2 separate regions of the Homo sapiens genome follow, and region 2 is linked to region 1. The links are chromatin contacts, found by Hi-C in ENCODE. All regions are on one chromosome and are shown on one strand. Each heading gives the region's core, a stretch centred on a gene start or an enhancer-like site at or near the end of the contact. The rest is flanking DNA. Distances are from core to core; before and after follow the strand shown.

The links. A loop is a pair of places that touch in the nucleus more often than their neighbours do. Pooled maps may share reads with other maps.
Region 2: a map of endothelial cell of umbilical vein shows a loop between it and region 1 (4-fold over the local background). The contact joins the promoter of LINC02879 here to the promoter of CDH2 in region 1. A Hi-C loop is called at or near these places in 4 of 168 maps with a recorded cell type or tissue (PC-3, ascending aorta, chondrocyte and 1 more) and 5 of 50 pooled maps.

The regions. Positions count from the first base shown.
Region 1 is chr18:28,173,799-28,179,180 of GRCh38, reverse strand. CDH2 (cadherin 2) reads left to right here and starts at 2,051. Exons shown (of 16, transcript NM_001792.5): 1 at 2,051-2,218. The coding sequence starts at 2,159.
Region 2 is chr18:29,153,906-29,159,287 of GRCh38, reverse strand. It overlaps LINC02879 (long intergenic non-protein coding RNA 2879), which reads right to left and starts at 2,431. Exons shown (of 3, transcript NR_186853.1): 1 at 2,314-2,431. RefSeq lists an enhancer at 3,807-5,006.

The DNA of each region.
Region 1 (5,382 bases), core at 802-3,301:
TTAAATGATCGGTATCTTGAAACTCAAATAAAGTTAATATTTCAGTCACCCAAAGCAGAAAAGCAAGCAATAAAGGCAGAAAATATTCATTAACTGCAATGAAGTTCACCGATCTCCCAAGTGTTGAAAAGCTTACATAAAACGGATATTTCTATTTACTTGTAAACCTTTCTTAAAAAAGGTTCCGGAAAATTTATTACCTCACCAGAATTAGAAAAAACAAAAACTGCTCCCCATCCCCCGCTCCATTCCACAAATGCTTGTGACTCAAACTTGTAAAGTCTCTCACTGTGTTGCACTTGAAGTTCATGCCTTAAAGGAAGCCAGCAGAAATCCTTTACGTGGTGAGAATTCTGTATCAGTCATTTTATCTTTTATATAATCCTATTTTCTCAAGTTCCGGCTTTTAGTTTCTCTCTTTTTTAAAAATTGTTGTTAGGGGTGGTAGGAGAGGGTAAAAGTACCCTGAAACTGTTGGCCCCAAATGTGAACAGTACCACTAACAGGTAGTAATAGAAATAGAAAACGGGAGATTTCAAATAAAATAACAAACATGCACTCTCAAACTCCCAGAGGGGACAAAAGAAAACAAAACAAGAACACAAAAACTTGGGCTGTTCCAGTACATCCTCAAGGGTGGGAGCTGAAGGTGCGAGCTCCAGAGAGGAGCCGCGGCCTCCGCCCTCCCCCGCCCGCAGGTGGCTCCCGGCGAGCGCCTCAGACAACAATAGCTAGGATGAGCTTGGCCTGCGTCCTTAGTTTGCTGTGTCTGCCCCTGCCAGGAAAGATTACCCATCTCCAAAGAATGACAAAATAAAGAAGCGTACGTTAGGCTCCCAAGGAGACACCGCCCCCCCTTCCCCACCATTCTTCATCTCCATTAGATTCCCTACCGCGGACCAAAGATGAACCTGCTACCAATCAAGTTCCTGCCCAAGTTATTTTATTTCCCGCAGCCCCTCCACCTGCCGGGGCGGTGCTCGGCGCACTCTAGGCTTCCCTCCGGCGACCCCCCGCGGGCTGCAGCAAAATACGGGGCGCTTCGGCGGGGCGGGGGCGGGCGGCTGCCGCGGATCCGGCCGGCTACAGCCGCAGCTTGGTGGCCTCCGATTGGCCACGACGCGGGCGGGGAGGCTCGGCGGAGGAGGGAGGCGGGGGCGAGGGCGGCGGCGGCGGCGGGAGGAATAGGAGAGGGGAGCGGGCCGCGCAGCCAGGCAGCGCGTGGGGCGAGCGCGGGGAGAGCGGCGGCGGCTCGCCCAGGTCGCGCAGCGGAGGCCGAGCGGGGTGCGCGGTCGGCGACGGAGGGCGGCGCGCGCGAGTGAGCGGCGCAGGGCGAGGACCGGCGGGCGGGTGCCGGTGCGCGGGCAGCAGGGGCGGCTGCGGCAGCAGCTGCGCGGGACGGAGCCGCGGCGGGAGAGACCGCGCCGGCCCCTCGCCTCACCCCCTTGCGGCCGAGGCCGGAGAACAGTCTCCAACTCGCCGGGGGACCGGAAAGAGGAGCCGAGAAGCGCCCCTCGGCCCCCACGCAGCGGAGGCGCGGAGTGGCGGGACTGCTGCTCTTTGTGGGTGCAGCACGCACGACCCGGAGCGCCCTCCCCGCGGCGCTGTCCCCGGCGTCTTCGTCGCGCCGAGCGGCCCTGGAGCGGGGACCCGGAGGAAGCAAAACCACGAGCCCGAAACCTCGCGTGGCGGAGCTCTTGGGGAGCGCCATCCGCTCCACTTCCACCTCCACATCCTCCACCGGCCAAGGTCCCCGCCGCTGCATCCCTCGCGGCTTCCGCTGCGCTCCGGGCCGGAGCCGAGCCGCCTGCGCTGCCACAGCAGCCGCCTCCACACACTCGCAGACGCTCACACGCTCTCCCTCCCTGTTCCCCCGCCCCCTCCCCAGCTCCTTGATCTCTGGGTCTGTTTTATTACTCCTGGTGCGAGTCCCGCGGACTCCGCGGCCCGCTATTTGTCATCAGCTCGCTCTCCATTGGCGGGGAGCGGAGAGCAGCGAAGAAGGGGGTGGGGAGGGGAGGGGAAGGGAAGGGGGTGGAAACTGCCTGGAGCCGTTTCTCCGCGCCGCTGTTGGTGCTGCCGCTGCCTCCTCCTCCTCCGCCGCCGCCGCCGCCGCCGCCGCCTCCTCCGGCTCTTCGCTCGGCCCCTCTCCGCCTCCATGTGCCGGATAGCGGGAGCGCTGCGGACCCTGCTGCCGCTGCTGGCGGCCCTGCTTCAGGTACGCGGCGGTCCCCGCGGGCCGGGCCACGGGCGGGGTGGGGCGGGCGGCGCCGGGTCCCTTTGTTCCCCGCGCCGCTGCGGGGCCGGGCTGCGCACCCGGGAAGGGAGGTGCCACGCCGCGCCGCGCCGCGCCGCGCGGCCGGTAGCTGCGCAGGCATCGGGCTCCGTCCGGGCGCCGGGGCAGGGTTGCCGGGGCCAGTAGGTCTCTCGCGCCTTTCCTGGCGGGGCTCTAGGGGCTGGATTGCGGGTCCCCTCTGCTCCTTCTTCGGGGCCGAGCAAGCTCGCGGGGGGTGTCCCCAGGCAGCAGGAGGGTGAGGCAGGATAACTCCCAGGTTTTGCAGTTTTCTGTGCCTTTCGCCCCTCGCATAGTACTTTGCTCCAATTTTTTTGTTTATTTCTGCAGGGATGGGTCGCGAGTTTACAGTAGGAATTCTCACTCTGGTGTCTTAGTTACGGGACTTGCCTCCACCTTACCCCACCCTGCACCCGTGCGCCTCCCGGTGCTCAAGGGCTCTACTGTCCTATTGTCTTTATCCCAGTCTGGAGTTGCCTCCTTTTCTTCTTCTCTTGCCCTCACAATATTCTGTGTTCGTCCCACCTGGAAAGAAAATCTGGCCCTCTTGCCCGGAGGAGTCTCTGCCGGTCAGCGCCTGCCTGTAGAACGAGTCTGGCCTCTCACGCCTAGTATCTCCCCCGGGCGAGAAGTTCCGTTACGCGGCTGCTCCTTTCTCTGTCCGGCTGCCTGTGCCCTATATGCGCCCCGGGGGCGCCTTTGCCTGGAGCCTTCCGTACTTTTCATACCCTCGGGAGAGAGCCAGCGAGCCTTTTCATTTAATCTCTACTAAGAGGCTCCTCCGCGGCAGGAAGCACCTGCTCCAGTCCGGGCGCAGGTTCCCTCGCCACTGCACGCTGCGGGTTCCCAGCCCGGGGGCAGCCCAACTTTCCGCCGCCTCCAACCCGAGGATGCCCCCAGGCTCCTCCCGACCAGCCAGCCCAGGCCTGGAGGCCACTTCACACAGCCTCGGCCGGGACCCTCTAGCTGGGCGGGTGCAGTGCCCTGGTCCCAAGTCGGTCTCCGCCTGCCGTGGGGTCCCTCGAAGGTTGCGGGAAAGGGGCGTGCCCACCCTCGCCGCGGGGCAGGAAAATCCACGGAGGGTCCCCCTGCCTGTCGCCCTCGGGGCAAGGGGAGAGGTGCTCTACTGCCAGCTGGCAGCCCCGAAAAGTGCGGACGCAGCTCGGAAGTGCCTGCTCCGGGGGTGGAGACAGGTGGTGTGGATTACCCCGCTCCGTGGTCTTCACGGGTCAGGGCCTGGCGCGCTCCGGCCCGCCGGGGGGTGAGTGCTGCTGGGGCGGGGGCAGGGGCTGGACGGGGCTGGCCTCCGCAGTCTCTCGCGCTTTCTCCCGCAACCCCTAGACGGTCGTGGGCCGCCGCCGCGCGGAGCCCTGTCCATGGTGCGCCATGGTGCGGCACGCCTGTCCCTGCCCGGCTCCACGCTCTCCTCCCGGGTCGTGCTCTCTCACTTTGTCTCTCCCCACCCCTGCCTCCCAGGCCAGGGTCCCAGCGTTCCTTTTCCCTTTCTTGGATTTCTTCTTTTGTTCTTTAGTCTCCTACCGGTCTTTCTCCCTTCCCCCACTCGCCATCCGCCACTCGGCTCTCTCCTGACTCGGGGATTTCAGAACTATTAGACTAGACATTTTTGGCCTTTGCAGTTTTGGAGAGTGGATGGAATTCCTTCTAACTTGGGGGAGGAGACCTGCCAGTCACTTGCTAACAAAAGTACCTCCTGTTATAAAACCGCCCTTTATTCTCCCAGCGCACACTCCTCATTCTTTGACCTCCTGTCACTTCATTTATTGTTTCTTCTTTAAAAATGGGGTTTATTAAAGAGGTTAGGCTGAAGGAGGAAGAAGGAAAAAAGTCCTGCTTCTAAAGTATTTGAAGTTAAATGGAAGGCAAGACAAACTTAAAGACTCCTGTGTATTAGGATTTTTTTTTAACAAAGGAGATGTGATACATTTTTTACAAATCTTACTTTAAAAACACTAATTTTTGGACAGCATTGGGTCGTCTTATTTACAGACAGTAAATCCTCAGTGTGAATCCAGCAGCAGATGGTTATTTTCACAAACTTTTTCATCTAAAAGTGAGTTTTAATTGAATACTGTGCAGCGAAGTTAGGACACGAAGAGACATTTGTTGGTCATGAATACTGTGGGAAATCTATGTGTGTTACAAGTGGAGCACTCTCATTTTCTGTTTTAGTCATCTGCCTTGAAGTCAGGTGTGAATTTTCTGTCAGTTTTTTCTTAAGTGTTTCTAAAAATATCGTTTATAAGCATTAAATAATGTGCTTTTCCATTGTATGTTCTTTCTCAGTTTCTTCTATACCAATGTTGACTTTTTTAAACCTTCAGGAAAGGAGAAATTATAACTTTCTCATCAAGTTATTTGGCAGTCCTCTAATTCATGAGTACAAGTCAAGCAGTAACATTGAATGATTTGAAAGGTCATTAGGAGTGGAAGCAGAGCAGTTTACGCAACATGAGTTTTAGGGTTAAGTGCACCATGTGGATTGTACAACTGAGATTAGAAATGACTTTGTGCTAATGGTCTGCTTTACACGCCCGAACAACAAAGCTCTATCTGCAAGGTGAAAGTGGCTGTCCTGCAGTCAGCTGCTATTAACAGTCTAGGTTTTTTTTTTCTTTTTTTTTTAAATTCCAGACTAAGCAGCCGATAGTTTTAGAAAAGAGAATATGTAGGTTATTAGTGCAGATACGGAGCACCCTTGTTTTTTTACAAGCTAAATATAATTGAATATTCAAAGGACTCTGTGCCTTGAATTGTTAACTGAAGTGTCTGTGTACCTTATTTTACTTAGAGAAATTACTAGTTTAGTTAGTCTTGTTATGTAGATTTACATAATTCTAGTCAATCTTGCATGTTATGATGTTCAACATCAAGATTTTCTTTAGTCTTATTTTAAGATGTTAGCCTTTTTTATATTAAAAAATCCGAATTTGAGCATTCAGCTTACCTGATAAAAGTATAAAATATTATATCACAAAGTTATAACTAGCTTTCCTTTTAAATAATACAAGTGACTTTCAAATCTTTACATAGGTTTATTGTTAAGAAAAAAAATCAATGTTGCTTTTACC
Region 2 (5,382 bases), core at 1,182-3,681, 980 kb before region 1:
AATCTAATTGAAGAAAATTATTACTAGAAGGGAAATTAAAGCCAACAATAAATTAAAGTCACACAAGTATTAATAAATGATAAATAATGAATAATAGTCAATTAAAAGGAAATTAAACAATGATATTCCCATAAGAGAGGTAAATGAACAATAAGACTTATTAAATTGCATTGATCAGTGTGTAAATATATCCCTAGACCAAATGCATTTGAGCAAGTTCATTAGCCTCCCCCAAGCAAAAACCCAAATCCATGACCTGGCATTTTAAATAGTTTACTAAAATGGATATGGAGCGAGAACAATTGGAATTGACCATCACTCTCTGAATGTTCTTACACAAACACTTGCGTAGACATCAATATCCTAGCATTTTTCACACAGCAATTATTTTATTTACTTTTTATTAAAATAACACATAAAATTAAAAAAATACCTAAATACTACCAAAGGGTGTGCAATGAAGTTAACATAAACACCTCAATATTCCTCAGACCCAGCTCCCTTATCCAGAAGCAACAATTTACAAAGATTTCTACATTTAATTTGTCAATGAATACCCTGAGAATTATCAACAGTAACACACCCCAAAAAAGTAAAAAGTAAACTTTCTTGCAGATTTTTCAAATTTACCCATTATCTATTAATATCTCACTCTAAAAGGCCAGGCTTTTAACTCACCACCCATATATCCACTCCGCACTCCCAATAGTTATCTCATAATTCTCTGTTTCTATCTTCACTGTTCCCATCTGCAAATTCAAGTGATTATTTATGGTCTATGAACCTTAATTTTTATGCCTTGACACCCCCTTTCTAAGATGAGGGCATTGGTGCACCCATTTCCTCCAACTTATCTTTATTAACTCCCTGTATTTTTGCTTTTATATCCTTATCTTAAAGCAAAGTTAATTATCTCATAATCTGTCTACAGGTTTATCATAAAAGTATAGTGCAAATGTAAATTAGAGTTTAGAATAGGGCCAGGTAGTGTGTTGATTACATCTTCTCCTTTGTGATATGCTGATATATTTATATTCTGTTATGGTCCTTCTGATCTAAACTAGACAATAGGTCAATTACAAAGTGACATGTCAGAGCTTATCTTGTTCTCTTGTATTTATTTCCCGATTTTCACATTTTCCTTTCTTACTCATTTAATTTGCTGGAATATGACCACAATTAATTTCCTAAGGAAATTTTTTTCAAACATACTTCCTGAGTTCTTTCAGATTTCAAAGCATTTTATTCATTCCTAACATTTTAGTGAAAGTATTCATGAGTATGTAAGTCTACATCGAAAATCATTTCTGCTGAGAATTTTGAAAGCACGTTTCCGTTTTTATCTATAATGCTAAATGAATGATAGTCTGATTATATGTCATTTACAGGTGATTTTAGGATTTTTTTCTTATGTTTCACAATGATGTGACTAAATATTTTAAGGTATAGTACATGGAAAGCCTTTTAAGTTAGGTTGGTTTCTCTTTTTAGCTTTTAAAGAATTTTTGGTACTATGTCTTTGATCATTTCATCTTTGTTCTCTTCATGCTTTTTACCAATAACTTCTTTTAGCCAAGTGTTAGCCATCCTGAACTATATTTTTTTCTCTTCCATATTCCTTTATTTTTATTGTAGTTATATTAAATGAGCAATTAACTTCATATTTATTTTCCAACTTTCCTATTTAATATGTTGTTTCAATAATGACTTTAACTTCCAAGATTTTTTCTCCTCATTAACCTCCCTCCTTCCCTCTCTCCCTTCCTCCCTCCTTCCCTCCCTCCCTCCCTCCCTCCCTTCCTTCCTTCCTTCCTTCCCTTTCTCTTTATTTTTTTCTTACTTTCTTTCTTTCTTTTTCTAATTCTCATGGCCAAAACCTCAAATCCGCCTGAGGAGACTTTTAAACATTATTTTGGTTTCCTATATTACCCTTTATTTACTCAGGATTAGTTTTTACTTAATATATCTTCATCATTCTATTTCATGTTGCAGTACCTTTATGAACTTACGGTGAGTCATGGTAGTCAAACCATACTTAACGATAAGGATCTAAGAAGATTGACAGAGAGACTGTGTCCAGCACAAAATGCTTTAGAGAAAGAAATCATGGGGGTGAATCTTATGCTGCAGGACTCATATATAACAGGACAAGAAAGTACAAAGAAGACTTCACTCTAGGTCTCTGTTACTTAAATTAACCAACCTTATTTTCCTCAGATGGCTTTGTCAAACTTGTATTTGTCCCTGGGGTAAAGGGCTTCAATGCTGAGCATCGAGCATAAGGAGTTGGAGAAAGAGATGTGGGTGATTTACCTCTGCCATGTAAGTCCTCCATTATTTGTCTTGTCTTAGTCCTATTTCTTCCTTGTACCCATCAAAGCATTGGCATTTCTTAGTCTGCATCTTCTTGGGGGTTCTGCTGAATAAGTCCGCTTTTCATTAGCTGCAACTTTCTTTTCAAGTGTTCTAGGTTTTGTCTTTCTGTTCTTGGATTAATGACTCACGCATTCATCTCTTTTTGTCTGTCAGAAATGTGTTTAAACCTGTCTTTAATTGATGCCCCCACCCTGCTCTCAGCTGTCAACTTATTTATTTACCTTTTTTACCTTTATTTTACTTGCATGTTGGGACCTGAAAAAAGTGGAGGTGGGTACGTACCAATGCTTTATCTACTATCTTGCCCTGACGAATCCACCTCTCACATGAAACAGTGAGTTACTGAAAGGCAGCAATTGTACCTTTTTGTCTTTGTATTTCTAGTGCTTATCTTGGGGCCTGGAATATATTACATGTTCAAAAAAGTGTGGGATAAAAGAAAACAAAGATACTTCTATCCTAGGCAGATGTGTGGTATCTAAAGGTCATGGCATTGTCACTGCACAATTCTTGCAGAAAGCAAGGCTGTGCTGTGTGAAGCAAAATGTCGCAACAAAGTCTGCCATCATTCCAAATCCTTCATGTGATAATTTCTGAATTAAAGTGTTATTATAATGAGGAAAAATGAGGAAATGGCAAATTTTCTTAATAAGGAAAATAGTAAAACCATGAGCCTGTGAAATTAATAAGACTTTATAAATGCAATATATTTACAATGAAAATCTCATGCAAGGGAAATATTTAAATTACATGAAATCCTTGCACAGAACAGCAATGATAAATATATTTGGATTTAATGGCATGTACTCATCAAATACTCATATCTGTGCATCATATAAAACATTTATATACAATTACATTTGTCACCAATGCAGGCGGTTGATAGCTCAGTAACTCATTCTATGTCATTGATTCAGAACAATGATCTTTAAATATTACCTACATGGTAGCTCTGCAGGGGTTTTAAATGAGTAACGTTATTATAACTTCTAAGTGTTTATGGGGAACATGCAATGTAATTCAACATCATAGTGAAATGTTGTCTTTTTAAAAAGACAAAGTAAACCAAAGCAGTGTGTTTTCTTTTTCAAAACTCAGTGAACATTTTTCTAAATGCCATTTCGTATCTTACTTACATAAAAGAGAGAAAAGATAAATTCCTACTTAAAAGTCAACTGACACCCTGATGCTATACAATTACCACCCCATTACGCTAGTGTTTCAGACGAGGAAATAGAATCCTAAAGATAGTTTAATGTGCGCTCAATACTACAAAGTTATTTACAGTGTTAGAACTAGAAATAAGAACACCTGGATTCTAGCTCAATCTATTACTCTTTGTATTACGCAGTTTATGGCCCATATGTGGAAAAATCAGGGAAAACAGGAAACCATCTGAAAGATAATGGTTTGAGTAGACCTATGCTTTAAAAGACTGGTCTTCAGGTCCAAAGAAAACAAGGAACGATTCTTTACAAACTATATCCACAAAGAATTCAAGGGAACAAAGCAGCTTAAGACAACCTGGGCCTTAAAAGAGGAAACTAGGGATGTTGTTTCGTGATTTCTCATTAATAGTTTCTGAATGACTGAATATGGATTGCTGCCAGTTAGGGCTGGTGTCACCTTTCTCAATGACACATCCATGTTGTTCTCCACATAGCACTTCTATCGACCCATACTGACATGAACCACACCTTAAGAGTGTACCCTCTTTGGTAAGAAGATGAAAAACTTGGCAGCACAGATGGCACTGTCATCACATAGTCTTACTGAGAGTTAGGAGTTGAGAAAATAACCTAACATGTGAACAATGAATGTGCAGATGGTATCAATAAACAGCATCTGAATTCCTGGATAATGGAATTGCATGTCAGAATTACGAGCTCATAGCTGGGGGTGAAGTTCACCTTATGAGTAAAAGAAAAATTATTTTTACTAGAGCCTGCAGTGCCTGCTCAGAGGGCTTTGTTCTAAATATAGATCAATGGAGGAGAAAAAGGTAGTAAATGTCAGACAATGACTAGCGAATGAGCAAAGCACAAACAAAAGGGGGATAAATGGTTTAGATGATGTCACATATCATCACAAAATGTCTGGCTGGGGTTACCTGGTTGCCCCTCTGGCCACTTGCCCAGGAATGTACCTTGGCAACTATGTGCTCATTTTTGTTCTGAGGCTTTTGTGGCCTTGTAAAAATATTTGAAACAGTAGTCTGAAAAATGTAACATGATTAATAAAAGATCAACTGTTATTGGTTTCCGTATGGGATATGTCTAGGCAGAAGACTGTTATTTTCTATAACAAGAGGATTCTACTCAGACACTATAAAACATTTTCTGAGGCTCAGTCTCAGTAAGCTGTAAGTAGAATGTGCTGTCCTAAAACATAAAAGTAAATCTTTTCCTAAATATTTGCTTCAAGGAGCATATTTCAGTAGATGCAGCATAGTATGAAGACACAAGAATTTGCTAGACAACCTCTGCCTAGGCTTTCCAGCACAGGGTGTCCTTTCAGACAGTGATGCACATCAGTGAAACAAAGGGCAGGAACAGGGATGTCTGTCTGATCTTACAGAGGAGCTGCCCTTTGGATGACTATAATGTCTAACTATTTTAAGCCCTATATCTGGGTTTCCTGAGTTTTTACCTCTGCCTCCAATTGTCTATGCTTGGAAGAGTAATAATTAGTTCTGTAATTCTTTAATATTCACATATGTAATTATTACTTTGCATTCATTGAGCTGTGAAAATTTCTGTCTTCTGCTTTAGAGATATCGGATTGGCAAAAATAAATGAATTTCATCTGAAGAGAATTAACACAAGCATACACATATACACAGGAGTGCACATAAAAATTAATCTTCAAGAGGATAGAAACAGGGGATGGTGTAGTTCCTGCCATGAAGTACAGATCAACTGGTACCAGAGATTCAAAATTGTGGAATGGATCATGGGGATTTCTCTCTTCCCTGTCATAAAGAGTAATTCAATCAGGAAAACTGAC